2 separate regions of the Homo sapiens genome follow, and region 2 is linked to region 1. A link is a loop called in an ENCODE intact Hi-C map of the cell type or tissue named here. Cell type or tissue: ascending aorta. All regions are shown on one strand. Each heading gives the region's core, and the rest is flanking DNA. Links, peaks and the distances in the headings are about the cores only. Region 1 has its middle 140 kb from the start of MIR4675. Region 2 has its middle 74 kb from the start of MIR4675.

Region 1 (15,912 bases), core at 4,110-12,109:
ACAGGGCAGCAATGATCCATCACAGACACCTACAGGCATTCTGGAAATATAACCAGCTCTGCCAAGATAGAGGGTGAAATAGAATATATTTAACAAGTCTTTCCAATAGAAAACTCATTTTGCAAGTGTTTAAATGCATAAATGTTGAACGGGCATTATGGTAGTCCATCCAGGTATTGATTCCCACACATTTCCCAGAATGTGCTCAGACTCCGTAGGTTTTCATAGTGAGGTTAGCAACTTTTATTTTCATTTAATATTATTATTATTCCCATCTATTCTTTTAAGGAAAGGATAGCAAGAGCACTAAAGTGTCTTATGCTCCTACTCTTCAACCTCCAATTGACTTTATTTTGAAACAGCTTTATGGAGATGTAACTCATATATTGTGCAATTTGCACATTTAAAATGCACAATGATGGTTTTTGATACATTACATCATTATTCAATAAGACTTGTGGAATGTTATTTTCCATTTTTACTATTTTAAAATATACAATTCAGTGGCATTAATTATATTCACAGTGTTGTGCAACCATCACCACTATTTCCAAAGTTTCATCACTCTAAACAGAAACTCTGTAACCATTAAGCAGTAACTCCCTATTTCCTCTTCCCATAAGCCCCTGGTATCCTTTCATGTACTATTTAGCTCTATGAATTTGCCTATTGTGGGTACTTCATGTAAATGGAATCATACAATATTTGTCATTTCATGTCTGACTTATCTCACTTAGCATAATGTTTTCTGGGTTCATCTGTGCTGTAGCATGTGCCAGAATTTCATTCCTTTCTATGGCTGAATAATATTCCATTTCATGTATATACCCCATTTGTTTATCCACTCATCTGGTGATGGACATTTGGGTTGTTTACATCTTTTGTGGAAACCCTTTGGCTACTGTGCTTAACTGACTTTCGTATGCCTTTCAAAGGAGAGAACGTGTGCCTGGTTGCACTTTGCAGTCAGGTGCACATGCATTCTGAATGCCTTGCAATTTTGTACATGCTTTAAGGAGAGGCATCCCATGATAGGCCTCTCAGTGCCCAGCATCAATAAAGACTGGCTGGTAAAAATTGCATGTATATAAAATAAAGGGCAGAGTCACTGAACGCTTTCACTAACGTAATCTATTTGAGAAAAGGTTATGTGGTTTTCCTAAGCATAAATCATGCCTGACTAATTGAATAGACTTCTTTGAGATGATACATATTTACGTGGGAAAACAGACACTGAGAATATGGCTGGTTTAAGCTTCCAAAATGTCTTGGAGGAAATTTTACACCAAAGCTATTATGTTTTAATTAAATCACCATAGGATTGGAAATAGGAGCAAACTGTTTTACCATTATAGAAAACTGACATTCCATTCAATGAATATTTATGATGTGCTTAGTTAGGAACTATGGAAAATACAAAATAAGACATATTCCCTGCACTCCCCCAAATCCACCTCCCAAGGGAAAAAGGAAGCACAAGTAATAAAATGTGTAGGATATGAAGGGTCACATCTTTGCAAGAAAAAAATATAAACCATGGGTTACCTTAGAGATTGGGCTCTAAGACCACTTCTATTCTAAATATATTTTAAGTAATGTTGTGGAGAGCATCTGGGGAAAACTCCAAGCTTACCTAGGCCAATAAATCCTTCAAGGAAGGAAACCATGGATGAAACCATGCTTTGTGAATGAACAACTATAATAAAAATGATGAAAACATATCATTGAGCGTTGAAAAGGCTAGTGAACTAATGCAAATAGTACAATCCATCCTAAAGAATGGGTTTAAATATAGCTATTATGTTCCATAAAATATGACCAAGTATAAATAACTAAATAAATTTTTCCCACATCACAATTGTTATGGTGGGCTCATATGATTTAAACAAACAAACAAACAAAAACAATGGCATAAGATATGATGACTGTTTGGGAACAGACCACAATAATATCTCCTAACCTAATCATCATTTTAGAACAGTCATACTTAGAACATACACTGAATTAGATGTTAGATGTTTGAAATTATGGGATTATAGAATGAATATAATCTTGCAGTCTCACAAGGTCACAAAGTCCATTGACATATTGGGAAATGTCAACTTATTGAGAAATAATTTTTTAAAGAAAAACAAAGTCTACATTCACATTTTATGTGGACATGAACAATACCATGATATGACTGTGAAAAATTTTTGGTTAAAGTATGCCTAAAAAATTTCACAAGAGAAATCTGAAAAACACATTCATATTAACTGGAAGAACACCAAAAGCAATCATTGAGCTTTTATCAAATGTTATTCTCAACATCAACAACTTACAAGTTATTACCAGGTGGTAAAGCATGAGGTACCTAACTGTGGAAATGCTAGTGTGAAATAATGTGAAAATGTCATTCAACTAAAAGAGAATTTAAAACATACCAGAATACTCAAACAATGCCAAACTTGTAAAGCTTAGTAGATATAATACTGACTGATCCAAATTAACCATGGGCCTATTTACTTCCAAGCTCTCCCTCATTTTTCTCCTTTTCCTTCCTTCCTTCCTTTCTCTTTCTTCCTTTCTTTCTTTCTCTGTCACGCTCTTTCCCTCTCTCTCTTTTCCTTCCTTCCTTCCTTCCTTCCTTCCTTCCTTCCTTCCTTCCTTCCTTCCTTCCCTCCTTCCCTCCCTCCCTTCCTTCCTTCCTCCCTCCTTCCTTCTTTCTTTTTCAGACAGGGTCAGGCTCTCGAGTGCAGTGGTGTGACCACGGCTCACTGCACCCTCAAATTTCTGGGCTCAAGTTATCCGCCTGCCTCAGCTTCCTTGGTAGCTAGGAATACAAGCATATGCCACTTTGCCTGGCTAATTAAAAAAAAAAAAAATTCTGTAGCGATGGAGGTCTTACTATGTTGCCCAGGCTGGTCTTGAACTCCTGGGCTCAAATCATCCTCCTGCCAGCTTTCCCTCCTTTTTCTGTTAACTAACAAAGATCTAATAGATCAGTTTGTAATGGATAAAGCATAATTGACCTGGAAAAAGTCCAGCAAAGGACAAGTAAAATGATCAGAGGTGTGGAGGGGGGTATCCATGAAGACAAATGTAAAAGTTTTGAAATTTAGTTGCAAAGGTAAAGACAGAGTGAGGGTATTTTTGATGTTATTAGAATTGTAAAAGCAGAAACTAGGGAGACGTATGGCCAGCTCATCACATTCTGGAATACTAGAACAAGGAGGAAATCTCTTCAGTCATTAGTGAGGAAAGTTTTAAGATAATTATTTGGGATAGAACTTCATAGTGCAAGGTGGACTAGTTGTTATAGAGTTTAAACATGAAGAGAAAAAGCAATTGAAATAAACTCACAACTTGACAAGTTCATGATGTGAGAAGAAGACAATTAGTAGATTTAGGATTTTCCTTACCTTTAAAGGAGATGCTCATGCAGTCAAACGTATCTTCCAGAATTACATCTCTTGATAGTCAGTTTTAGAATGCTAGACTGAATAAGGACAATAAGTATGACCTACTCTTCTGATTCTTATGCTCTTATGTTTAAGGCCAACTCCAGAGGGGAGACCTGACTGCAACCTAGGTTGTCATTTGTAAGTTAAAGAGAAATTAAGCAGAATACATACTTGGAAAGCTTTCTCCTCCAGAGCCTTGCAGCCCGCCCGGCCATAGATTTCAAATGGCTCTACAGAAAGCTACTAAACAACGTTCTTCTTTACTCCAAAAGAACACTTAAGAAAATCTATCCATTTTAGAGAAAAAAAATGAGAATATTCTGAAATCATACAGATCCTCAAAATATGTACATGATATTATCACACTCTTAAATGCTAGAAAAGAAGTATTTTTTTTCTGGAAAGGAAATCATTGATGAATCTTTTAATCTGTATTTATGATTAAAGCATTACTCTCATAATCATAACATTTATACAATTATTTCATAATTTGGCTTTTCTATAAAATGAGTTGGACTGTAGATTTCACCATTTCTAATTTCTTTTTTTCTCCTGTTTTTCAAAATTAAAGCTAAATCCAAGTTGAAGAAGTGCATTCTCAGTAAAAGTTGGGCTAATTTGTAGTGACCATTGCCTTTGACAAAAACAGATTAAGAAAAAGATAAGTTTATACAGAATTTGGATCAGGATTCACCTGGTTTCATGAAAATTTCAATAATCACATCTAAAACAATTCCCCTGTTTTACAAGCCAGGATTGTATTAGGTTAATAAACAAATGAGATTAGTAAAATGCAGATAATTGTTTATTATCAGGAAGTCACCTTTCATTCTACAATGTTGTACTGGAGCAAGAAGGATACACAGAAGACTCCAGTGACTTAGGGATAAAATAATGATTGATTGAATTTGCTTCAGAAATGATTGCCCTTTATCTTCTTAGGAACAGATGCACTAGGTACCTCCAATTATGTAACTAGGATCAAAATTCATTCTTCCCTCTGGTAAGAAAATCATAAAGTAAAATCCACGTCTCTCTTCTCTAGGTGCAATTTTGAAATATGTCTAGAAAGAATGCATTGGTAAAAAAAAAAAAAAGCATATGGGTAAAAAATATGCTTCCATTGAAGTGTTGTATCAGAAAGCACCACCATGAGATCTATCATTTGATAGTTTAAAACCTGGATCATATGGGCACACTGCCTATTCACAGGCCAAATACTGAAGTGATGGAAAACCTACAGTAACATGGGAAAAGAGTCCCATTTCTTTCCCCGTGCCTGGTACGTATAGAAGTTGATATGTAAATTATGTGCCCTTTGGAGGGTTGTATAAAAGAGTGATGGGCTTAGTTTAAGCTACATCCATTGGAGGCCAAAGGTTGTGATGAAAATGTATTATTTTAAAATAAAATCTTCAAGATGTTCTTGAAGTGCTACAAATAAATTGGGACTTCTGCATGGCTTGCTAGGTTCTTTCCTTTTTCATCTGAATGTCCTGGCATTGGATGGACCAATAAGTGCCTTCTTAAATTGGACTTGCTTCTGAGAATTCTTCCTATGCATAATCACAATTTCCTATTTTCTCTTACACATGAGTTTAAACATTTAAACAGATTGGGTTTTGCTAACAAATTGTAGCTTTTGTTATCTTTTTGAATTACTTGTTTAACCCTACACAAAGTCTGCCCTTGGATTTGCCTGAATTTTTGTCTTTTGAATCAAGAAGTTGATTAAGCCAAAATTTCATGTGCATATAAATAACCCAATGATCTTGGTAATGAGTAAATTCTGATTCAGTAGGTCTGGTGTAGGGCTCGAAATTATGCATTTATAACAAGCTCCCAGGACATGCTGAGGCTGGTGGTCTGAGGACCACACTTTGAGGAGCACAGTTAAGCAACTATCATTGAACCCATCAATCATAACACTTGTGTGTCTTCTGGAGATATTCTGAGAGTGACATTGAAAGTCTACATTTCTATGCACTAAAAAAAAAAATGCCACATTTCCACTCAGAAACTGCTTTTATCTTTGCCTGGCTCATTCAGTATGCAGGCCCTACACTGAATTCATAAAATCAAACTACACATTTGAAGGACCATGTATCAGCCAAATAAGGTCACCCAAATACAGAGACACACCTTCAATGAAAGAAAAAAATTACTCTTTGTTTCAATAAACTTTGCACATAAGGACTGAAAGTTGTTTTCTACTTTCAAGAACTTCTTACCAAAAGGAATGACAATTACTATACTTTGAAAAGGTCAAGGGATTTACCTTGGGTTTCTATAGCTGAAGAGCTCCATCACTTTTCTGTGGACATTTGAGCTGCTTGGACTTTGAAATGAAATAGCTACTAGTGCAGAGATTTATCTCAAGCATTGCAGTCTTTCATAGGTAATTTTCTAGCTGGAAAAAGATGTGAAATGTTGGCTGGCTGTTTAGGAATATTGCTACAGTCTACCGAAGTGTTCCAACAAACTCTTTTTTTTTTTTTTTTTTTTTGAGATGGAGTTTCGCTCATGTTACCCAGGCTGGAGTGCAACGGCATGATCTCAGTTCACTGCAACCACTGCCTCCCGGGTTCAAGCAATTCTCTTGCCTCAGCCTCCCGAGTAGCTGGGATTACAGGCATGTGCTACCACACCCAGCTGATTTTGTTTTTTTAGCAGGGACAGGGTTTCTCCATGTTGATCAGGCTGGTCTCAAACTCCTGACCTTAGCTGATCCACCTACTTCAGCCTCCCAAAGTGCTGAGATTACAGATGTGAGCCACCATGCCCGGCCCAACAAACTCTTAAGAAGCAGAAATTATGATATAGAATATAATACATAAGGAAATATATTAACAAGGTAAATTTAAATATAAATAATTTCTATAATTTAATGAAATAAACAAGTTTCTATACTAAAATTATAGATTCCTCAAAAAAAGATAGATATTCATTAGAATTCTAAGCAAAGAAAGAATTTTAAGTGAGCAACATATAGGAGGAAATAGAAAATATATAGAAAATAGGTAAGGGAGAATTAAAGAAACATTATCAGGCATAACATGAAAGATAACAACTGTATTACATATTGCAACTTCATACGTTCTGATATCCAAATCCCCAAATTCTATGGATATAATTTCTTTTGTATTAGAATTCCAAAAATCTATGCTTAGTGAACAGACTGTGGAAAGATGGAAATTGATAGCTAGGCAAAGCTAAAGTAGGCGAAGCATTTAAGCCCATATTAATACTGATTTCACAGAATCTATTCAAAATTGGAAGTAAATGCATTATCTGCAGATATAAAAATATCTGATTTTAATTAAGATAAAGCGTCTCTCTAAGGAAAACATTAATTCGTATGATTTCATAGTGTAATCTCCTTTTTTATGGTTTAATAACTGGGAAGCATTAAAGGCAAATAACATTATGTATTTGTTCATATCGAACAATACAGTTGAATGGATTCAACAAATGATGGTGACAAATAATCTTCAGTCATACAGAAATTTTAAAATAAATCAGATCTAATTATACTAAAGAGCTTCTGTGCAGTGAAAGAAACTATCATCAGAGAGAATGGACAACCTACAGAATGGGAATTTTTGCAATCTATCCATCTGACAAAGGTCTAATATCCAGAATCTATGAACTTAAACAAATTTACAAGGAAAAAAAAATCCCCTTTAAAAAGTGGACAAAGGACATGAACAGACACTTCTCAAAAGAAGACATTTATGTGGCCAATAAACATACTTTTAAAAAGCTCAATACCACTCATCATTAGAGAAATGCAAATCAAAACCACAGTGAAATACCATCTCACACCAATAAGAAGGGTGATTATTAAAAAGTCAAGAAACCACAGATGCTGGCATGGCTGCAGAGAAATAGAAATGCTTTTACACTGCTGGTAGAGATGTAAGTTAGTTCAACCATTGTGGAAGACAGTGTGGCAATTCCTCAAAGATCTAGAACCAGAAATACCATTTGACCCAGATATCCCATTACTGGGTATATACCCAAAGGAATATGAATCATTCTATTATTAAGACACATGCAAACATATGTTCATTGATATATTCAATAGGGAAGACATGGAATCAACCCAAATGCCCATCAATGATAGACTGGATAAAGAAAATGTGGTCCATATACACCATGGAATACTATGCAGCCATAAAAAGGAAAAAGATCATGTCCTCTGCAGGGACATGATGGAGCTGAAGCCATTATCTTCAGCAAATTAATGCAGGTACAGAAAATCAAACACCACATTTTTCTCAATTATAAGTGGGAGCTGAACAATGAGAACGTATGGACACAGGGAGCGGAACAACACACAATGGGGCCTACTGGTGGGGTAGGGGATGCACGGGAGGAGGGACAGCATCAGGATAAATAGTTAATGCATCCTGGGCTTGATACCTAGGTGATAGGTAGATACATGCAGCAAACCACCATGGCACACATTTACCTATGTAACAAACCTGCATGTCCTGCACATGTATCCTGGAAGTTAAAATAAAATAAAATAAAATAAAAAGAAACATGTGAATATCCAGCCCTAAACCTAAAAAAAAGAAAATATATCAACATTCTCTACACTACTTAACAACTGGACTTTAAAGTTAACTTAAATGATCTCTGTGGATAAAGTACCATTGCAACATAATGATACTGCCAGTAGTATAAGAGGAATGATAAGAGAAAAATTATCATTTGGACAGTAATAGAAAAGAAGGGTTAAATATGGTAATAGAGGCAGTGGAGATAATCCCAAAGAGAGTACTAAGTGGTTACAAAGACACAGTGCCTCAAGGCTCAGTCATATCCCTGGGATATACTTATTTCTAATAAGATTTGGCAATTACTGTGCAAAGGAAAAGCCCTAAACACAATGAATCCTTAAAAAGTTCCCTTAGTCGGCCGGGCGCGGTGGCTCATGCCTGTAATCCTAGCACTATGGGAGGCCAAGGCGGGCAGATCACCTGTGGTCAGGAGGTTCAAGACCAGCCTGGCCAATATGGTGAAACCCCATCTCTACTAAAAAATACAAAAATTAGCTTGGTGTGGTGGCGTTCACCTGTAATCCCAGCTACTTGGGAGGCTGAGGCACGAGAATCACTGGAAACCGGGAGAGGTTGCAGTGAGCCAAGATCGTGCCACTGCACTCCAGCATGGGTGACTGAGTGAGGCTCCATCTAAAAAAAAAAAAAAAAAAAAAAAAAAATTCCCTTAGTCATCTTAGATAACAGCTTATTGGCAACATTGTGCTTTATACCTTCAAATACATCTCTCCAAATGTTCTCAGAACTCACTTTTGTTTGTTTTAGCCTTGGTCTAACAGCAACAGCCTGGCTGATGTTATGCCAAGATTCCAGTTGGTGGAAATGTAGAGTTACTCATAGCTATGGCTATTAGAAGGAAGATGTTTTGTCATTTGACTAATAAGGTTTTACTAAAGTTAAAAGGGGTCTTCAAACCTCCGAGATGAAATTCAGCAAAAAGTTAGGGATATTTGCAGAAAGCTGACCATTACATAATCACCTTATGGAATGTTTAAAATCTTTTCACCAGGTTGTATTACCAGATACTGCCACTCACATTACTATGTCCACGGACCATGGTAAGACTGTAAAGCCTTATTTGGTTTATTTCGGTTCACTGGCGTATAATTCCTCTCAGCTCCCTATTCTTTGGCCCTTTCCCCAGGATTAGATCTGCTTCAAAGAAAACATCCTAAAATTAGCTTGACTGTGGTACAATTTCAATATTCATACCGTAATTTAATAAAGGTATCCTCTTGTTGACTTCATTTCTCTTTTCTATCTCACATCCACTGAACCCCAAATATCTTTCTGCTTCTGCTTCTCTTATTTCAGTAGCATAAACTATACCATTTAAAAGAGGCCTTTTCCAATGTTTCATTTACACTGAGGGCCAGTGAAAGCAAGATAAATGCACCCATATACATGCATAAGACATTTTAGGAATGTATCTTTCTTCCTGTGCTCCTTTAGGTTTTCACTTTTTTAGCTGCTTATTAGGGTTTTTTTGTTTTGTTGTTGCTGTCGTTGAGATGGAGTATTGCCCTGTTGCCCAGGCTGGAGTACAGTGGTGGGATCTCGGCTAACTGCAACCTCCACCTCCCGGGTTCAAGCAATTCTTGTGTCTCAGCCTCCCGAGTTGCTGGGATTACAGGTGCCTCCCACCAAGCCTGGCTAATTTTTTATGTTTTTAGTAGAGACAGGCTTTCACCATGTTGGTGAGGCTGGTCTTAAATTCCTGACCTCAAGTGATCCCCCACCCAGGCCTCCCAAAGTGTTGGGATTACAGGCATGGGCCACCATGCCCAGCCTGCTTATTAGTTTTTCAGCAGTGAGAGATAAATCAGTTTCCCTTTGAGGCCACCCCCGCCTCATGCAATAAACTAAATGTTTATGCCCCACCCCCCCATTCATATGTTGAAATTTAATCACCAATGTAATGGTACTAGGAAATGGGGCTCTTGGGAGGCAATTAGATCATGAGGGTGGAGATCTCACAAATGGGATTAGTGCCCTTTTAAATGAGACTCCAGAGTTCTCTCACCCCTTCTGCCACATGAGGACACAGTGAAAAGACAGCTCTCTAGGAACCAGGAAGTGGGCCTTCACCAGACACTAAATCTTCCAGCAACCCCTTCATCTTGGACTTCCCAGCATCCTGAACTGTGAAGAAGAAATTTCTGTTGCTTATAAGCCACTCAGTCTATGGCATTATGTTATAGTAGCCCAAACTGACCAAGATACCTCAGTTTATTTATTTATTAATGTTGAAAAGGTTTATTGGGTGCTATGCTTTGGGCACTGTGCTAGGAGCTGGAGGTATATAGAGTGGGACAGCACAGTCCTTGCTTTGAAAAGACTCACAGAATAATAGAGAAAGCCAGTATTTCTCCAATATTGGCTTCAGAATTAAAATAGAAAAGTGTATAGATCTCTTCCTTCAGGTAATCATTCATTCATACATGAGCCACTCATTCATTCATTTGTATATGATGAACAGGAACTATAAGGTCTCTGCCCTTGGCAGTTGGGAGTTTTTAGAGTGTCCACGTATGGCTGGGTGTGGTGGCTCATGTCTGTAATCTCAGCACTTTGGGAGGTCCAGGTGGGAGGATTGCTTGAGCCCAGGAGACTAGCCTGGGCAACATGATGAGACCCATTTCTACAAAACAAAAATTTTAAAATATTAGCTATTAAAATATTACAGTGGCTCACACCTGTAATCCCAGCTACTCAGAAGGCTGAGACAGTAGGATCACTGCAGCTCAGGAGGTCCAGGCTGCAGTGAGCTATTGTCATAGCACTATACTCCAGCCTAGGCAACAGAGCGAGACCCTGTCTCAAAAAAAAAAAAAAAAAAAAAGGAGTACCTACATGTGCTTATGCAAGCATGCACACACACACACACACACACACACGCACACACACACAGGGGATATGCAGATACTGACTTAACGAGAGTTTTATTTTTAAAGGATATGTTTTATTTTGCCATCACACACAGTCTGCAAGATTTGTGAGTGCCACTTCATGCTATGCTCTGAATACATCTCTGATATAAGGCTTCATACAAGGCTTGTAGTTTTAATTTAAAATACTTTTTTAGTGAATATTTTACTGACTACAGCTCCACCTGAATCTCTTTATGCAAGCAAGCAGGGCACTCTGAAAAAGGCATCCTGCGGTGTCAACAATGCCTGTGGGGGCTTAAAACGTCCACATTTATCTATGTGTAAGAGACCTATGGTCGTGCTCCATAGAGGGTTACAGGGACAATATAGGCAGAGAGAAATCTTGGACTGAGAAATTTTTCAACATAAATGGCTTAGCGAGATAACATCATAGAGGAAATTCATTGGTATAATCTCACATTGATAAGCAGCTATTTCTGACCCTTGTCAAGTTTACACATTCCTCAGCTCTTTGAAACAAATGAATCATGCCTGCAAAGCTTTCATGATCAGCTTGAAAAAGGTAAGAAGGAGCTTTCAAAATTCATTAGTAGAACTATGAAAAGCTCAAGCCCCTTCAAAATGAGTTGCAAATATTTTAGAAAAGGATGTATGTAGGTATGTTTATTTTTTATTTCAGTGGAGCAACTAAAGAAAAAATCTAAAAGTCTGTAACTTACTATGCCTGTATAAATAAAAAGAAGACAATTGAATCACAAGGATCAGAAAATAAAACATTTTTAAAAGAGAGTTAACCAATTAAAATCACGGCATGTTAATTTGCAGATATCAATAAACGGATTGTAAGTTGATAGGGAAGACAAAAGATTTAAAATAGCCAACATAGTGTTTCAACACAGTATTTAAGAAGATCAACAAAGCCAGAGGGCTGACACTACCCAACTTCGATAGTTGGTATAAAACTAATCAAGACACTGCAGTATCAGCAAAAGAATAGAGAAATAAATCAGTGGAATAGAATAGAAAGCCCAGAAATGGACCCAGATGAATATAGTCAAGTAAGCTTTGACAGAGGAGCAAAGGCAATTCAATGAAGAAAGGATCATCTTTACAGGATATAGTGTTGACACAACTTGGCACCTACATGCAAAAAAAGATGAATATAGACATGACCTTTTACCTTCCAAAATATTCAACCAAAACAGATCATAGATCTAAGTGTAAAGTTTAAAACTATAAAACTACTGAAAGAAAACACAAAATCTAGCTTACCTGGCTTTAGTTATGATTTTTTAGCTACAACACCAAAAGCAATATCCATGAAAGAATAAAGTGATATGTAAGACTTCATTAGAATTGAGCATTTCTGCTTTATGAAAGACATAGTTAAGAGAATGAAGACATGTCGCAGACTTGGAAAAAATATTTGTAAAACACATACCACATAAAGGAATTGTATTCACAATATACAAAGAACTCTTAAAACTCAACAATAGACATGAATTCCTTGACCATGCCTATGGCCTGAATGGTATTGCCTAGGTTTTCTTCTAGGGTTTTATGGTTTTAGGTCTAACATGTAAGTCTTTAATCCATCTTGAATTAATTTTTGTATAAGGTGTAAGGAAGGGATCCAGTTTCAGCTTTCTACATATGACATATGGCTAGCCAGTTTTCCCAGCACCACTTATTAAATAGAGAATCCTTTCCCCATTTCTTGTTTTTGCCAGATTTGTCAAAGATGAGACGGTTGTAGATGTGTGGTATTATTTCTGAGGGCTCTGTTCTGTTCCATTGGTCTATATCTCTGTTTTGGTACCAGTACCATGCTGTTTTGGTTACTATAGCCTTGTAGTATAGTTTGAAGTCAGGTAGTGTGATGCCTCCAATTTTGTTCTTTTGGCTTAGGATTGTCTTGGCAATGTGGGTTCTTTTTTGGTTCCATATGAACTTTAAAGTAGTTTTTTCCAATTCTGTGAAGAAAGTCATTGGTAGCTTGATGGGGATGGCGTTGAATCTATAAATTACCTTGGGCACTATGGCCATTTTCACGATATTGATTCTTCCTATCCATGAGCATGGAATGTTCTTCCATTTGTTTGTATCCTCTTTTATGTCGTTGAGCAGTGGTTTGTAGTTCTCCTTGAAGAGGTCCTTCACATCCCTTGTAAGTTGGATTCCTGGGTGTTTTATTCTCTTTGAAGCAATTGTGAATGGGAGTTCACTGATGATTTGGCTCTCTGTTTGTCTGTTATTGGTATATAAGAATGCTTGTGATTTTTGCACATTGATTTTGTATCCTGAGACTTTGCTGAAGTTGCTTATCAGCTTAAGGAGATTTTGGGCTGAGACAATAGGGTTTTAAAAGCAATGGCAACAAAAGCCAAAATTGACAAATGGGATCTAATTAAACTAAAGGGCTTCTGCACAGCAAAAGAAACTACCATCAGAGTGAACAGCCAACCTATAGAATGGGAGAAAATTTTTGCAATATACTCATCTGACAAAGGGCTAATATCCGGAATCTACAAAGAACTCAAACAAACTTACAAGAAAAAAAAAACAACTCCATCAAAAAGTGGGTGAAGGATATGAACAGACAATTCTGAAAAGAAGACATTTATGCAGCCAACAGACACATGAAAAAATGCTCATCATCACTGGCCATCAGAGAAATGCAAATCAAAACCACAATGAGATACCATCTCACACCTGTTAGAATGGCAATCATTGAAAAGTCAGGAAACAACAGGTGCTGGAGAGTATGTAGAGAAAAAGGAACACTTTTACACTGTTGGTGGGACTGTAAACTAGTTCAACCCTTGTGGAAGACAGTGTGGCGATTCCTCAAGGATCTAGAACTAGAAATACCATTTGACCCAGCCATCCCATTACTGGGTATATACCCAAAGGATTATAAATCATGCTGCTATAAGGACACATGCACACGTATGTTTATTGCGGCACTATTCACAATAGCAAAGACTTGGAACCAACCCAAATGTCCATCAATGATAGACTGGATTAAGAAAATGTGGCACATATACACCATGGAATACTATGCAGCCATAAAAAAGGATGAGTTCATGTCCTTTGTAGGGACAGGGATGAAACTGGAAACCATCATTCTCAGCAAACTATTGCAAGGACAGAAAACCAAACACTGCATGTTCTCACTCATAGGTGGGAATTGAACAATGAGAACACTTGGACACAGGAAGGGGAACATCACATACCAGGGCCTGTCATGGGGTGGGGGGAGTGAGGAGGGATAGCATTAGGAGATATACCTGATGTAAATGATGAATTAATGGGTGCAGCACACTAACATGGCACATGTATACATATGTAATAAACCTGCATGTTGTGCACATGTACCCTAGAACTTAAAGTATAATAAAAAAAAAAACAAGAAGATAACCAGTAATTAAGTTAATTATTTGTTTTTCCTTCCAACTTTTATTTTAAGTTCAGGTGATACACACACAGGTTTATTATATGGTTAAGGTGCACGTTGCTATGGTTTGGCATACAAATTACTTCATTACACAGGTAATAAGCATAGTAACCGAGAGGTAGTTTTTTGATCCTCACCCTCCTCCCACCCTCTACCGTTAAGTAGGGCCTGGTGTCTGTTGTTCCCCTCTTTGTGTTATGAGAATATGCAGTACTTGGTTTTCTCTTCCTGTGTTAATTACCTTAGGATAATGGCCTCCAGATGCATCCTTGTTGCTGCAAAGGGCATGATCTCATTCTTTTTATGGCTACATAGTATTCCATGATGCATACATACCACATTTCCTTTATCCAGTCCGCTGATGAGGGCCTTTAGGTTGATTCCATGTCTCTTCTATTGTGAATAATGCTGCAATAAATACATGATGCATATGTCTTTATGGTAGAATGATTTATATTCCTTTGGGTATATACCCAGTAATGGGATTGCTGAGTAAAATGGTAGTTCTGTTTTAAATTCTTAGAGAAACCTCAAAATTAATAACAAATTACTTTAGCCAGAGTGGCTAAACTGATTTATAGCCACAGTGGCTAAACTAACTTACACTCCCACTAGCAGTGTATAAGCACTTCTTTTCTCCACAATGTCACCAGCATCTGTTATTTTTTTTTTCACTTTTTAATAACAGCCATTCTAACCAGTGTGAGATGCTATCTCACTGTGGTTTTGATTTGCCTTCCACTAATGATTAGTGGTCTTGAACGTTTTTTCATACGCTTTTTGGCTTCTTTTGAGAGGTGTCTGTTCGTATCCTTTGCCCATTTTTTAATGAGATTTTTTGTTATTTGTTTGTTGATTTGTTGAAGTTTCTTATAGATTCGGATATTAGACTTTTGTCAGATGCATAGTTTGCAAATATTTTCTCCCATTCTGTAAGTTGTCTGTTTACTCTGTTGACAGTTTCTTTTTGTGCAGAAGCTCTTTAATTTAATTATGTCCTACTTGTCAATTTTTGGTTTTGCTGCAGTGGCTTTTGGAATCTTCATCATGAAATCTTTGCCAGGACCTATGTCCAGAATGGTGTTTCCTAGCGGTTTTATCCCTACAGTTTTTATAGTTTTAGGTTCTCACGTAAGGTTTTAAATCATCTTGAGTTGATTTTTGTATATGGTGAAAGGAAGAGGTCTAATTTCAATCTACTGTATATGGCTACCCAGTTATTCCAGCACCATTTATTGAATAGGGAGTCATTTCCAAATTGCTTTTTATTGTGGACTTTGTTGAATATCAGATGATTGTAGGTACACCGCATTACTTTTGGGTTCTCTGTGCTGTTTCATTGCACCATGTATCTGTTTTTGTACAAATACCATGGTGTTCTGGTAACTATAACCTTATAGAATGATTTGAAATTGAGTAGTACAATACTTCTGGCTTCGTTCTTTTTGCTTAAGATTGCTTAGCTATTTGGGCTGTTTTTTGGTTCCATGTGAATTTTAGAATAGTTTTTTGGTTTTTTTTTTTTTTTTTAGTTCTGTGAAAAATTTTATTGG
Region 2 (15,912 bases), core at 2,783-10,782, 210 kb after region 1:
TTTACATGAGAAGAAGTTCAACTTTAAAGTAACAAATGGCAAATTTTCAAGTTATAAGGCCTATATGAAATTATAAGACCATAGTTTAAAATTGCATTTATTTGGAGAAATTTGTTAATAAATATTTTGGAAAGATGAAAATCTATTGAAAAATGGTCATTTCAAAGAAATTTGCAATGAAAGCAACAAATTGAGGATCAAATTATATGTCCGTCATCACTTACCAATTGCAAGACTTACAAAGGCTATTAAATGCCTTTATTTATAAAAGAAATGATTAAATACAACCACTTGCACTAAAATGTAGATTCCAATTAGGAAGAAAGAGATGTACAATGTACTACTTCCCAAAGGGTCTATTTGACTTCAGTGATCAAAATGCTTAACACAGAGTAGGAAGGACAGGTAGGATGAAAGAGCCCCTAAAATACTGATCTAGTTTAAGGACTGGCACTATGAAAAGCTAAGCTACAAATTAGAAGACATTCTAGTTACATCCTGCCTTTGTTACTACCCAGTTTTTGTTTTATTTGTTTGTTTGTTTGTTTATTTTGAGATGGAGTCTTGCTCTGTCACCCAGGCTGGAGTGCAGTGGCGCGATTTCAGCTCACTGCAACCTCTGCCTCCCGGGTTCAAGCGGTTCTCCTGCCTCAGCCTCCCCAGCAGCTGGGACTACAGGCACATGCCACTAAGCCTGGCTAATTTTTCATATTTTTAGTAGAGACGGGGTTTCACCATGTTAGCCAGGATGGTCTCGATATCCTGACCTCATGATCCACCCGCCTTGGCCTCCCAAAGTGCTGGGATTACAGCGTAAGCCACTGCGCCCGGCCTACTCCCAGTTTTTAAGCAAGAGAACATTCATTTAACAGAAAAGTCATAATATTCAATACACACGTGTCTCTTTGCTATGACAGATATGCGTGATATACACTCTGCCTTTCAAGAATTTATAATCCAGATAGAAATACAGAAGATCAACAATATAAGAGCTAAATATAAAACAACTGTTCAAGGAACATCACAGAGCAATGTACTGTTATTTACAAAGTCTTTGTACAATCACATTTGCCTTTGGACAGGCACGTATATATAAAATCCAATTATTTTTATAGTTAACACCAAACACCACATTATTGTGTTTGCAGTACAATAAAATATTAACTTATTACAATATGAGATTCAGAGCATTGCCAGACTGGGCAACACGAATAATTCAATAAAAAAAAAAGGAATCTTTTTGTCTCTGAGCCACAGTAACCCTACAAAGGATTCATATTTCTTTTGGCAAGATGGATTTTCGGAAGGCTTAAACAGGGAAGTACAAAATTGATTTTGAATAAAACAACAAATATTTAAATGAAGTGATTAAATGCTAGTCACTGAGAAAATAAATGATGCAGCATTCCTTCAGATCTGCCTAAGAACTTGGCTCTATGTGGCCAATAAGGAAAATAAATCCCAACAGATGTAATAATTCTAGTTGATCCCTTCATGCTCAGCCCCTATCTGCTTTCCCCCACTGTTCCTCACTTTAGTGAATAGCTTTTTCCTTTCCACCCCATCACTATTCTCTTCCAAACTTTCTCCCCCATGGCAACTCCAAAACTGCTCCCCAAAAATCATTAATGACCTTCATGTTGCTACATTCAGTGATCAATTCTCACTCATTGCACTTGCCTCTCAAGAATATTTACAACAGTGGGCCACACCTTCCTTAATACATTCTCTTAGGTGAGCACACATCCTCTTGGCTCTTCCCTGGCCTCAGGGCCTCCTTTGCTAGTTCTTCTTTTCACTGCTTCTTACTGTTGGATTACCCCCAGGGCGCAGTCTTTGACTTTCTGTCTCCATTCACTCCCTAAGTGGTCTCTTTCACTGCCCATGGTTCTCAATATTACGTGTATATCTCCACCTAAGAAGGCGTATCTCCAGCTCAAAACTTTCTCCTGAGCTCCAGACTTGAATATCCAACCACCAGTATGATTCTTTCACTTCTACTAGACATCTCAAACCTAAAATGTCCAAAACTAAACTACTGAATCTCCCTCACCTCACATTCAAATAGGATTTTTCACCATCTCAGTCAAGGGCAACATCATCCTTCTAGTTTTTCAGGCCAAAAAATCAAGGTTCCCTAATCTATCAGGAAATCAGGAGGGTTCTACCTTTACATATATCTAGAATCTGGTCACTTGTTATCTCACTGCTGTCACTCTCCACTGAGCCATTAGCTCTCAACTGGATTACTGCAATAGCCTCAGAGCAGGTCTCCCTGTTTGATCTCTGCTGCCTGCAATATGGTCTTAGAGGAGCAGCCAGAGTGAGACTTTTGAGCATAAGTCAGACCATGTAATTCCTCTGCTCCAAACCCTAAAATGACTCCACATTTTATTTAGAAGGAATGACAACCCCCAGTGGCCTTCAAGGTCCTAAACAATCATGCCTCCTGGTTTCTCTTCCTCCATCACCCACCCTATACTACCTCTAGCTCACTGAGCTGCAGACACACTGGCCCCCTTACCCTGGCTCAGATTCTGTGGGACCACCCTGATCACCCTAATAAATAAAGGAGCTTGTTCTGTTGCCCACTCCTCTTAGCCTTCTCTGTTGGTGTCTCTCTTTCACCACATGTATAACCTTGGAATATATTTTAAGATTTATTTATGTTTATTTTTATTGCCCTTTTCTTCCAGAGATTTTTGTCTATTTTGCTCAATACATTTTCCAAGCACCTTTTATTGCCTCCAGCACAAATTATATTTAATAAATACTTGAGAAAAGAATGAATAATTGGCTCAACCATTTCCCAGTGGCTCAAACTAAGTACTTTGGAATCGTTCTCAATTCCTCACTCTCCTTTACACCTATTGAATCCAGCAGAAAAGTCTTAGTATTCCTGGCTAGGAAGTATATCCAAATGTATCGAGAAGTAAACCACTTCTCACTCCACTGCTAAGCTCTAATACAAATCACCATCATCTAAGGCCAGTACTAGCACAATAACCTTCTGCTTGGCCTCCCCATGTCATCCTTCTCCTCTATACAGTTTGTCTTCCACAAAACGGCCAGAGAGACTTGTAAAATCCTTAATCACATAATGTCACCCTTCTCAACATTTTTCAGTGATTCCCATCATACTTAGAATGAGTCCAAATTCTTACCTGATTTTATAGGGTTCTTCTTGATTTGGACTCTACCCATGCAGTAACAACTTCAAATTTAATGGTATTTATATTTTTTTTTTTTTGTAGAAACAGAGTCTTGCTATGCTGCCCAGGCTGGTCTCAAAGACCTAGCCTCAAGCGATCATCCTGCCTTGACTTCCCAAAGTGCTGGAATTATAGATTTGAGTCACTGTACCCAGCCCTACCCTCTACATTTCTTTCCTCTCTCAACTTTTCATTTCACTCCAGCAACATTGACTTGCTAGAAGTTCCTCAATAAGGCAAATTTAGTCCTGCATGAGAATCTTTGTACTCATTTTTCCTTCTGACTCTTCCTCCGAATTCCAGACTTTCTCATGGAAAGTCTCACTTTCCTTCATTGAAGTCTCATCTTAACTATTGGAACCTCCAAGTCTTTCCTGATCACCCTACATAAAAGAGTTTCTTTACCTGCTCTCAGTATTTCCCTTCTAGCCTTTTTCTTTGAAATATGCGTAATATATGGTAACATCATATTATATATTTATTATTTTCTCCAAACTAGAATCCCCATGAAGCTGAGACTGTGTTCTGCCCACTGCTCTATTTCTGATGCCTAGAACAGTCCTGTGACTTAATAGGCACTCAACAAATACTTACTGAATAAATGAAGGATATATGAAGATATTGACTTTAATCCTTGAGCTGTATAAAGTAAAAAATGAAATCGTATCCCAATCCACTTATTTTTGTTCTAATAAATAGTAAGTTCTATTCAATGGATTGAGCTTTGGTCCCCAGAATAAAACGTGAGATAGCTTAACACATTCCACACCATTACTTTTTTATAAACTGTAAACACATATACTTTAAGTTTTAGGCATAAAGATTGCTAAGTCTTTTTATGAAGACCCGTGACTTCTTTCTGAATGTCATTAACTGCACTATGTAAAATCAGAAAGGTTTTTATTCTCTTCTATTCAGCTATTACCTTATATAGAAATTCTACTATGTAAGTGAATTACGGAAACAAGAACAAATAATCCCAGAACAAGGCTTTGCTTGAGATTAGAGTCACAAATCATAATCATTTGGATTTGGTCCCATCACCCAGATGCATTACCGAAAGATTTCTCTTTGAGGTTTCTCCCTCTACAAATTGTTGCCTCACAGTCGAGGATTTGCTATGTGTTTGCAGCTAAAGACAAAAACACCCCTAAACACTTTGTAAGATTTTATCTACAAAACTTCAATGTGTTATTTCCTGTCATTTTATCATCCTTCTATAAGCAGGTCATAACCAGAAAAAAAAAAATAGTGATAAGGAGAAAAAAGCCTGAGGAAAAAAAAAATATGTACTGACATATCAGCTGATTGTATCTGTTGGTTTTATCCTGTGTTGGATTTTGGGTTTTGACTGTGCTGTCGTGAATGTTGATTTGTGATGAAGTTTCATCAAATGTTGACCTTCTTCCCTCAGGTTTTGTCTAAGTGCTAACCATGTGGAAATAATTACAATGTACACCATTGTACATACATGAGTTATTTTATTAGCAGAGCATAGAAACATCTTTGAGAATTGGCTAGAATTTCCACGGTGGTTTATGCAAGTAAGCCCTGAGCTATTTGCTAAATATTTGAGCAAACAGAACATTGTTTATTTAGTTCTTGTTAGCTTCTCATGTGCGTTCTTGGAATGCGGTTGTAGGTTTTCTGTTTGATTTTAAGGGAGGCCACAACCAGAAAAATCATAAGTCTGAATTAGAGAAACTACACAATCATTCTTTGCAATTTTTTTTTCTTCGATTCCTTGCCTGTTTCTGGTGACCTCTTTAGTTCCATGGTGCTTTTCCTGGCCTCACTCTTAAATGTGGGCTCTGAACGATTCTTCTTTTTTTTTTTTTTTTTTTTTTTGGGTAGCTACTGGAGGCAATGGCCTGTGCTGGCCCTAAGGATTCAAAAGACTTTTAAAATTGTGTGTTCCCGAATAAAATGATCTCCACACAACTGGGTCTAAGAGGTCCCAAGCTTGCTTCTGATTGTTCCTTTCTCTGTCTTCATTTGTAAACACCCACCTCCCAGTTAAAAATGTCAGAGAGAAGCACTTCCTGCTGTAGTTCCTGTCTTGGTCCTCTTGAACCCTATTCCAAAGACAATCAGAGCTTTCAGTATCATGAAAGGTAAGGGTGAATGAACCTAAGGAGATTTTCTAATCCATTTCCCTTCTTGAAGCAGGATCACTCCTTAATGATCTCCAGGGAACAGTAGCCTGGAAACAGCAGAGGCTGATAGCAATTTAAGATAGTCCATCCTAAGTTTCCAACCAACTTGATTGTTTTACAATCTGGGTCTCTCTCAAGTTGTGTTCATCAGGAAAAAATTCACAAAACTTTTCATGGAAAAAAGTCCTTGAGCAACATATTTAACAGCCATATGCTGGTATATCATCTTAATTTGATATTATTTAAAATTAAGAATATTCAGCAAGAAAACTTTGTAAAACAGACTTATGTTTTCAGTGTTTGGGGCAAGGACATTTATTAAGTAGTGACAACTTGTATCTTTTGCAATGCTGTGTCCTTAAGCAGTTTCTAGTGGAACTGTGTAAATAATTAAGATCTTTGGAGCAGAAGCGTCAGAGAGGTTGCCGAATGGTTTATGGATCAGGAACTTTGCTACTGAGATTTTCAATTTATTTCTCAAAAAAACAGAGATACAAGGAAAATTTATACTGATATTCCTATCACTACTAGGTTATTTTTAGTTATTTCATTTTTAATAATTTAATATTTTGTAATTATAGATTTAGAGCTACATGAATAAATATTTTATCTTAGATACTGACTTACTTTTTAATTTTGGATCTGTCATTTGAATGGGCATGAGTTAGTGTTTTAGGGGTGAAATATGGGAGGGAAATTAACCTATTTGATTACAACCTAAGTATATTTCAAATAATACTAATATATAAAAAAAAATCTTCCAGAGTTTTAGAAATCACAATACATTTGCTACTAATATATTTAAATTTTACTTTTTTCTTTTTTCTGGATTTAATATTCAGAACTATATTATTTTCCTTCTGTTTCATATCCATTTTAAAAATTAGGTATTTTGGTTTACAAACTCTGAAAGAATTAGAAATTAAGAACAGAGCTTTGTAACCCTCATGTTACCTGGGAACACTTAGTTCTTAAAGTCTAAATAACATTTGTCTGAAAGCCCATGCCATTCTATCTGGGAGAGTTCTGCAAATTCATGGGGAGCAGACATTTTCATGGTTCCCAATCCCACTACTTCTGAATCAGTTCAGTTTCTGGATGCGTCACTGTCTTGTGTTTGCTGGCCAGACTTCCAGCCATGTCGACATAACTGTGGAATTTTCCTCAAGCTTCTTTCTCCCTATCCTTTCCTTCTCACAAAATAGCCACTCACCAAGACATTTGGGGTGTGGAAGATTTTACTGAATAATTGAGGAAAAAGACGGCAATGACGACCCTGTAAAAGTTTTCTCCATGTACACACACATCTACATACACACCCATGTTCACACATACACACACACACACGCAGAACCATCTGAAATACAGAAAGCAGACTCCTAAAGCATGCACTGGTAAATTTTATTATTTGATTTTATTTTTAAGAAATAGATTCACCTAGTTCACAAATAAAATCCACACAGAATGTCATGCATTGGGAAGATCCACTTCATTTCTATCTGCATGCATCCTATCCTCTACTCCCACCTACTAGAGGTAATCACTTTTATAAGTTGTTTTTATATCCTTTCTGTATTAGTCCATTTTCAAGCTGCTCATAAAGACACACTAGAGATTCGGCAACTTAAAAAAGAGGTTTAATAGACTTACAGTTCCACGTGGCTAGGGAGGCCTCACCATCATGGTGGAAGGTGAAAGGCACTTCTTACGTGGTGGTGGCAAGAGAGAATGAGAACTAAGAGTAACGGATTTCCCCTTATAAAGCCATCAGATATTGTGAGACCCACTCATTACCAAGAGAATAGCATGGGAGAAAACACCCCCATGATTCAATCGTCTCCCACCAGGTCCCTCCCACAACAGGTGGGAACCATGGGAGCACAATTCAAGATGAGATTTGGGTGAGGACACAGAGCTAAACCATATCATTTTCCAAATCTGTTTTTGCAAACATATAAACTAGTTATCCACTTTCTTAAATAACATACTGTATACACCGTTTGCACCTTGCTGTTTTCATTTATTAATACATCCTGAAGAGCTTCTCCATTCTTCCTTATAGATGCACAATATTTCATTATGTGGATGCACTACAGTTAACCAGACTCCTATTGTTGGACAAATTGGGTAATTTCCAGTCTTGTGTTATTACAAATGTTGCTGCAATGAATAATCTTTTATATTTGCCGTTCTATAAATATAGAATTATTTATAGGATAAATTCCCAGAAGTAGAATTGCTAGGTCAAGTGGTAAATGCATTTGTAATTTATATAGATGTCTTCCATAATGTTTGCACTGCCCTGTACACTAGCAGGATATCTGAGTGCCTGTTTCTTCACAGCTCTGTCAAAAGTGTGAGTTGTAAAACTTTGGGGTTTTGGTAATCTGAGGTGTGAAAAAAGTAGCCTTTATATGTCATTTTAATTTGCATTCTCAAATTACCTGTAAGCCATTTGTATTTTTCTGTGAACTATCTGCTCAGGTTTTTTTTACTGCTTTATTGCCTCATTAGTCTTTTCCTTCTCTATTTCTAATAATGTTTATATATTAGGGAGATTAGTTCTCTTAGAGAAGAATGAGTTGCAAATGTTTTTCTAATTTCTCATTTGTCTTTCAAATTCATATAGCCATGCAGAAGTTTTTTGGTTATTTTCCCTCTTTCTAAAGTTTGGGTTTGTTTTTATTGATATAGGATTATTTTTGGTTTTGTTTATATATTTGTTTTTAATGGCTAGTGGATTCCAAATAACTAGTAGCAAAGTCTTCACTTCATTTGTTAAAAAGGAATCAGCTCATGTTTCAATGTGGTGCTTTAATTCTAATGCAATAGATTGAGGTATGAATACAATCTTATCTTTTTCCAGATAGCTACATGGTTCTCCCAATCCTATTTTTAGGGTATGGTGAATCTATATTTACTTCAATTATTCGAGCTGTCACGTTAATCAGATACTAAGTTCCAAAATGTGTTGGTATTTATGGACTTTTCCTCTGTTCTTTTGGTCTGTTACCTTTTCATGCAGTGACACTATATTATTAAAGCAATAGTGTATTTAATTATCTTCTAGGGATACATATCCTTATTGCTTTTATTTTAAATAGTTTTCCTGGTTATCCTTACTTGGTTATTTTTGAGATGAACTTTAGTATCAGCTTGCTTAGTTAAAAAGACTGATACTTTTTACTAAAATCACGTTACATTTAAAAAGAATAATGTGCATTAGCCCATCCAAGAACATAGTATGCCTTTATATTTTAAAGTCTATTTTTTTAATTTTTATATGCCTTTATATTTTAAAGTCTATTTTTTTAATTTTTAAGGAGTGTTTTAAATTTTTGTCATATAGGTCATGCCCACTTCTCATTAAGTTTATTCCTAGATATCATCTCTTAATTGGCTCAAATTTGTCTTTAGTATTTAATTCCAAAAGGACTCATGGGAATAAACATTTCATAGGTTCTTATATATTCAAGGCTATTATACAGCAAGTGCCTTTGTACAAGATTATTATATAGCAAGTGTCTTTGTACTTTGAACTTGCCTGAGTATAAAACCCTTGGCTTTCTCTGTCCTTGCTTCAGCATTGTTTAACTATTGTTGCATCCTGTTTTAGCATTAACCGATGCCATAAAGAAGTCTGATGCCAATCTAGTTTCCTTCTTCTGAGAGATGTGATCCTTTTGCCTGCCTTCTTTTTAAGCCCATTGCATTTAAATTCAATAGTTTTATTAGGCTATATCCCATGTTGGGTCTACAGGGTCCATTTTTCCTGAAAAGTGGCATGTCTATTTACATACATATGTTCAAATCCTCTTTAATTTCAGGAAAGTTTTCTTATAGTTTTAAATATTCACCCCCCAAAACCCTCCTTTCACTCTGCTATACTGTATTTCACATTTATATGATAATTCATTGGCAGACTATAACATTTGGAAGTGTATATTTTATATGAGGCTTTGCCTGAGCTAGTTTACATGTTATTATAAGAACAAATGCTACCTACTTACAACCCCATGTGATAGGCATTAATATTCCCATTTTACAGATGGTGATCAAGTCTCAGAGCTGGTAGGTGTCAGAACTGAGGCTTATGCCCCAGAGAAAGATAGGCTTTTTCCACAAACCATTATTTTCCAGTGTATCATCAAGAACAAAAGGTACACATACACAGATTGCATGATTACATAGAGAAAAATATATTCATTTTTAGATGCTCAATTTTCTGAATACAAGGCAACATGAAAGAATTTTTTAAACGGCAAATATAAGCAGGGGTTTTTTGTTGTTGGCCAGCTGGTTATTTCCTTAATTTTGGACCACACAGAACATCTGTTTAAGATTTTAAAAATTCCCATTCAGAGAGGAAAAACGCTGTGGAAACTGATTTCTTAACTATAGAACTAGACCTTCCTGGCAAATCACAAATATAATACACTTTTATTTGAATGAACAAAGCTCTCCCAGGTGACGTATTTGTTGAACTTTTGTCATAACTTACTTTAAAAATGAAAGATGCAACAAGATAAAGTTCTAGGTATATCTGAGTCAGAAAAAAAAAAATATTCACACTTATGTAGTCCTGTCTCCCTATTCCACAGATGAGAAAAACCAAGACAGAGAAAACTGGAGGCAAGAGTCCAAGGTTCTGGAAGAGATGGTTAGATTAGGACCTGGAGATTCTTTCAGCATTGGAAACAGTCCTTAGTATGAGGAGAGAAAGAGATTAAGAGGAGGAATCAACTGAACAATATGCCTCTCAGATATACTCAAGTGAATACATTGCCCCTAGATTTTTTTTACTAAAACATAGTGCAATCAAAAGTCAAAATATCATATTAGTTAATAAAAAATTGTTTTGATATATGCAGTAAAAGGGAATTGAAACCATTATTTCCAAATTGATAGTGTCATATAAATTCACCCACATGTGAGTCCAACATATTTTGACAAACTCCCTTCCTGGTCTTGCACTTTGCTTTACGTTTGTTCCAACAGGAGTTGATGTTTTAGGTATACATGCCAAAAGGTAATATGAAACAGGAGTGGGGATAATTATGGTTTACCTCGGCATGTTGAAAAGCAAGGAGAGGCCAAATATTATATGCAGACCCATGAATCAGAGTAGATACGAAGCATATACAATATATTGAAGTGTGTCTTGAACACCTATTTATTGGCAGAGGTGAAATGCAATAAAAACTTTCTCAAAACCATCAAAAACATTCAAAAACATTAAGTTTGAATTTGACCCACAGAGATTGATCACAATTGAGGAATCTTACCTCCAAGGAGAAATTGTTCAATTGATCCAAGGGGAATTCAATATAATTTGAAACTATTCTCACCTTACAAGATTGTCTTCTTAAATTAATTTTGACCTTCAAGAAAATGAATAGAGAAATAACTCATTGTATCACCTGCCAAACATTTGTGATGTTCATTGCTTTAATAATAAATTGTTAGTGCCATAAAGACTTCTATTTTGACCTCTTGTATAGAGGCTAGCAGTGGATATCTGGCTAAGCCATCTTGCTTGTTTCACTGATGGGTGTCCTAGTGATTGGCTCACGTATCCCAGTGTCTCTTGATCAGTAGGGGGCAACGTGATATAACACACATCCAGACAGAATAAACCATATTGTGTCAGCATTCTTCAGAGCATTAGAAGGCCTGGACAAAATTAGGTGTTTATAAGAAAAAAGTGAGATTCCTTAAGAAAGTTAAAACCCACTAATAGAATGAGATTACAGCTTATAGGTCTAACATTGTCAAACTTAAATATGTGACATACTTCTTTTATTGACTTCCTATATATTCTCAGAGGAAATAGTTCCTCTTTGGTCTGATATTATCTCACCTAATATTAGGTAGCACCCACTATTAATAAAAGAAGAAAGAAGGGGCTGAGGCCAAGAGACTCTGGCTTGGCGTTTCCCTTCCACCATTGGTATCTTCTCCCTCACTCCCCAAGGCATAAGATTCCATGGAAATCTAGAATTGGTTTCATTAACCTCTGAATTTTACTCTTGTTCATATAATATTTTATACATTAATTTATATTTTGTAATTATATCCACTTTAGCATGAGTCCTTTCTAATTCAAATATTCTCTTCCTGTATTTCTAATCATCTCTGGCTGCCTCCATTCCAACTAGGTAGGATACTTCTTGAAATGTCTGCACTGTGATATTTTCTATATTCTTAGTATGCCTGTGATGAAACAAATTTGAAAGCAAATTTCTTGGAAATAGTAATTTGCTTTTCTAGTATGCAGTATTCACAGAAGGTTGTAGACTTCTCTTTCAAGCAAGATGTATGCATGCTACTTTCTCTCTAGGTTTGTAATTATATTGTGTTGTAAATATGTCAATATAGTATCATATTGCCAATAAGATATATTAGCATTACCTACTTCAAAAATAGAAAATTAGATGGATGTTTCAAATTTTTGTGAAGGGAGTGTTGAAAACTTTTTTTTTTTTTTTTTTTTTTTTGAGACAGGATCTTGCTCTGTCACCCAGGCTGGAGTACAGTGGCATGATCATAGCTCACTGTAATGCTGAATTCCTGAGGTCAAGCAATCTTCCTATCTCAGCCTCCTGTGTAGCTAGAACTACAGGCATGTGCCAACATCCCTACTAATTTTTATTTTCTGCAGAGGTGGGGACCTTTCTGTGTTGCCCAGGCTGGTCTCAAACCCCTGGCCTGAAGCAATCCTCCCACCTTGGCCTCTCAAAGAATTAGGATTACAGGTGTGAGTCACTGTGACCACCCTGAAAACTTTTTCACTGTGAAGTTATTTTTCAGTATGAGTAACATACCGAAACAACAATGAGCTGTTGTTCCTGTTGTAAGAACAGAAAAGGATATGAATTCAAACCTGTTATTATGCAAAAGAAGGGAATAATACTGTTTAAAAGTAGAAGATACATTAAAATATCTCTATCCCTAATTTCCTGTTCTCAAAGATATCCATTAAGTAGTCATTTACTTACCTCTCACTCTATTTACTCCTTAGACAGGCTGCATGGAGATTGTAGCATGAATGCAGATATTGGAAATTTACTGGATGTATGATCAGACAAACCAATTGAAGTGGAGAAGAGAACCAATCAGCCAAATCATTACAGAAGTTGCACCACTGCCTGAAATATCTTGACTGATTCTATATAAGTTGAATTTTTGCCGAATAAATTCTGAAAATAATTACAAGCTTCCTTTTGATTTGAATGTTACACATCAAGTTCTAGTAAGAGCTAATTTTACATCATTGACAGATAACAAAATAGAAGGAACAAAGTGCCCTTTGAGTTAAGGGCACTCCAATGTCCCGGAATTTAACCTTTTTGTCAGATCAATAAGGTTTAGTGCAACTAGCCAGACACCTGTCCCTCAGCCTCTCAGTCTAGGAGCAGCTTCTTTCTTTCTTTGGGCTGGGCTTATTCAAGTTAGTGAAGCCAGTCTGGTTTCTTTTAAATCATATCCCCTGCCCCTGCTCATCTGCAGTGAAGGCTGCTGGCTTCATATTTCCATTCTTTGCTTTTATTCTGAGCAGCAATAACTGGACTAGCTAATGTACAGCTTCCTGATAGTTAACCATTCCTCCTAGAAGCTAATCTTTAGAGGGAAAAATCTTTATGCGATTTAATGCAATTTGGGAAAAATGAGCATATTTCCTGAGATCTCTGAGGAGATGCTGTCTTACAATGAGGCAAGAAACTTGAACCAATTATCTGAGGCATACACACAACTGTCAGGAAACAGTAGTTGATGTGCTATTAGTTGCTCTTCTCATACTCCCAGTTGTATAGCTGTGGTTTTTGTCAGCATCTTGGGGAAGAAAAGGGATATTTAGGTGATGATAAATCAATGCAAACTTAATAAGCCTAGTGTTAATCTATCCCTACAATTGTCTCAAAGTATTTTAAAATATCTGGTACAATTAATTTATTCTTTAGCATTGCAGGAAAGATGTTTGTTGGCTTTCTTTTATATTTATTCTATTAATTGGGGTAACAGGCTATCTAAAATAAAATAAGCCAGATTTTGAATTATTCACACTTTTAGGTACATTTTTAGTCAAAATGTTGCCTTTCTGCATATAAGGCTTTGGTAACTACTAATTCTCATTATGCAGGAGGCATTTTCCTGTCTCAAATGTCAAAACAAGAGATTATGGCCACTATAAAACCTGCACACATAGTCCAGATTTCAATTATCTGTGGATGACTCAACACATTATACATGGTGTGTATGGCCCAGGATGCTTGTCCTCATAATTTAACAGTTTCAACCAATTATCCAACACATTCTCTGTCATGCTGCAAAGTGTCTAACTACGCAATGACAATGCAGCCTTAAGGATGCGCCAGGTGACTGCAATATATGTTAAAGGCCACAATGAAGTCATAAGAATTTAGAAGTGTGTTCACTTATGGCGACTGTAATTCCAAGACTTTGACTTGAGAAAACCTCCTGAAAATGCCTGTGAGTAAAAAATTTCTCCTGATCACTAGAGCTATAAATAATAGGTGGAAATATCCAGGTCTAGACTCACAGCTCTTAGAGTGCTCAAAGGAGAATACATTCCCATGAGCTCATGCATTCATTCATTCAATGAGCATTTCAGCTTTTGCTATGTATCAGCTACTACTTGGTACATACTAATTGGTTCTGAAAATCTCAAAGCTTAATTTACAAGTTGATTCCAGTAAGAGGTTAAAAACCTGGCCTTCTTCAGAATAGAAAATGTCTGAGACCTTTATTAAAGAAAATGCATACACACATACACATACACATACATACATGTGCATACACATACCCAAGTTTGTTGTGGAGTGGGTAGGTATGAAGATGTCTTATGACCACGTAATAATGTCACATGTAGCTTCAAAGATATACCTAGCTGTGAAAATCTGTTTTTGTGAGATTTTTTTCACTCTTAGATAGATAAGTCCGAAGAGGCACTTTAGAAATATAAAATGTTTTCCATTCAAGATGTGTCTCAACAAAATTTATGTCTCTATTGTCAGGATGCTTTTAAGTATATTTATGGGCCTGTGAGCTAGGGAGATGACCCATGGGATAGTATTTGGAAATGTTTATTTCTCTTTCACCTCAAAATAGATAGCTAGAAGGACCCCTTGCTGACTTCTGGCCAGAACATCAGATGCATGGCTGCCCACTGCAGAGCTCGAAGACAGCAGGAAGTGGTATCATCTTTCTAAAATAAGAGTATCACTTTAGGTACCCAAAAGGAGACTTAAGAGTTGACTGTAAGTGGTGGGAGCCTAGGGAGGTGGATATTGTCAATCCTGAAAGGAAAGGAATGGCCCCCAAATATCCTCTTAATTTTTCTACTGTTATAACGTTGGATTTTTCAATGATACGATTCAAATGTCCTCTTTATGTTCATGCATCATTATCTAATTTTACATTCTACTTCAAGAAGTTCACTTAAGTCACCTCAGAAAAGACTTTTAAAAAATAAGTTCCAAATGATCTAAGACAGCTCCCTTCTGTCCTTTTGACCTCTGTTGTGCTTATGCCAACCTTCACATTCCTAATTGCTGGATTTCTGAACAAATCTCTGTGACTATCAAATCAGCATTTGCACCTTGATGTTTCCCATTATCATTTCAGTGTGGCTAGTAAAACTCCTCACTCTTCTTACTCACAGTGACTTCAGGCCAAAATCATGATTTGTGGGCAAACACCATAGATAGGGCCCACTGGATCTCCCTCATAGAGACAATAAGAAAGGCAGCCTCACTCGGCTGCTTCCACCCAAGAGAGTTTCTACTTCCCAGAGAGCAAAAACTGCTCCAGCCATAAAAATGTGAATGAAGAAGTTGAATATTCCTTCAGCCAACAGTTATACATAACCACGAATTGTCGAAATGCATTATTTTAATGAATAAAGGTAGATTTTAAAAGCAAAGCAAAAAGTATCATTCTCTCTTTGTAGAAGTGTTTCTTTGGTTATTTAGTTTTTTTCCTTCACCTCCCCAAACCTTCTCCACTGTAAGAAGCCTGCCATAGAAGCATAAATGTTAGAGTAATACATCTGGCTGCAAATTCTTCCAGGAAATAAAAGATAAATTTGCCATCAGGACAAAGAAAGAAAGGGAACTGGATTCAGAGTCATCAAGCACCAGAGAACAAGTCTTCGTAGCTCCGCCCTCTACTTGATTTCATTACCTCCCTAATGGGAATTTGAATGACAGAGCAAGGGAGTAACCATTTAGGTATCTGGCATTGATAACGAATAAACTTACGGGAGAGGGAGTTGCATGCTCACATTTAAAAAGCTCCTGACAAAAAATATGACTTTTTTACATTTTAAGAGATAAAAAAATGTATAAGCAAATACTTTACTATTTGTCTTGAACATTAAATCATCACAGTATAAAAGCACATAATGTGTTTGCTATACTAGCAACACGCATGTTAAAAACAAACTTTCTAAAAGTCATTTAGATTTGCACAGCTGACAAGAAGGCTGTCTTCTGGATCCAGAATCTCCTCCACCACTTATTAAA

The links. Peaks named below come from ENCODE experiments on the same cell type or tissue, not always from the same donor. Only the 100,000 strongest peaks of a DNase experiment are listed, where the experiment ranks them.
Region 2: it touches region 1 in a loop (2.3-fold over the local background); 2 of 110 quality-filtered maps call a loop at or near these places.

What each region holds. Positions count from the first base shown.
Region 1 is chr10:20,407,092-20,423,003 of GRCh38, forward strand. No RefSeq gene overlaps it. Among named protein-coding and RNA genes, the nearest start is that of MIR4675, 140 kb to the right of the region's middle. In ascending aorta, for the core only: no CTCF peak of the experiment used is centred there; a DNase peak (open chromatin) is centred at 8,790; H3K27ac peaks cover 1,723 bases.
Region 2 is chr10:20,618,350-20,634,261 of GRCh38, forward strand. No RefSeq gene overlaps it. Among named protein-coding and RNA genes, the nearest start is that of MIR4675, 74 kb to the left of the region's middle. In ascending aorta, for the core only: no CTCF peak of the experiment used is centred there; a DNase peak (open chromatin) is centred at 6,512; H3K27ac peaks cover 882 bases.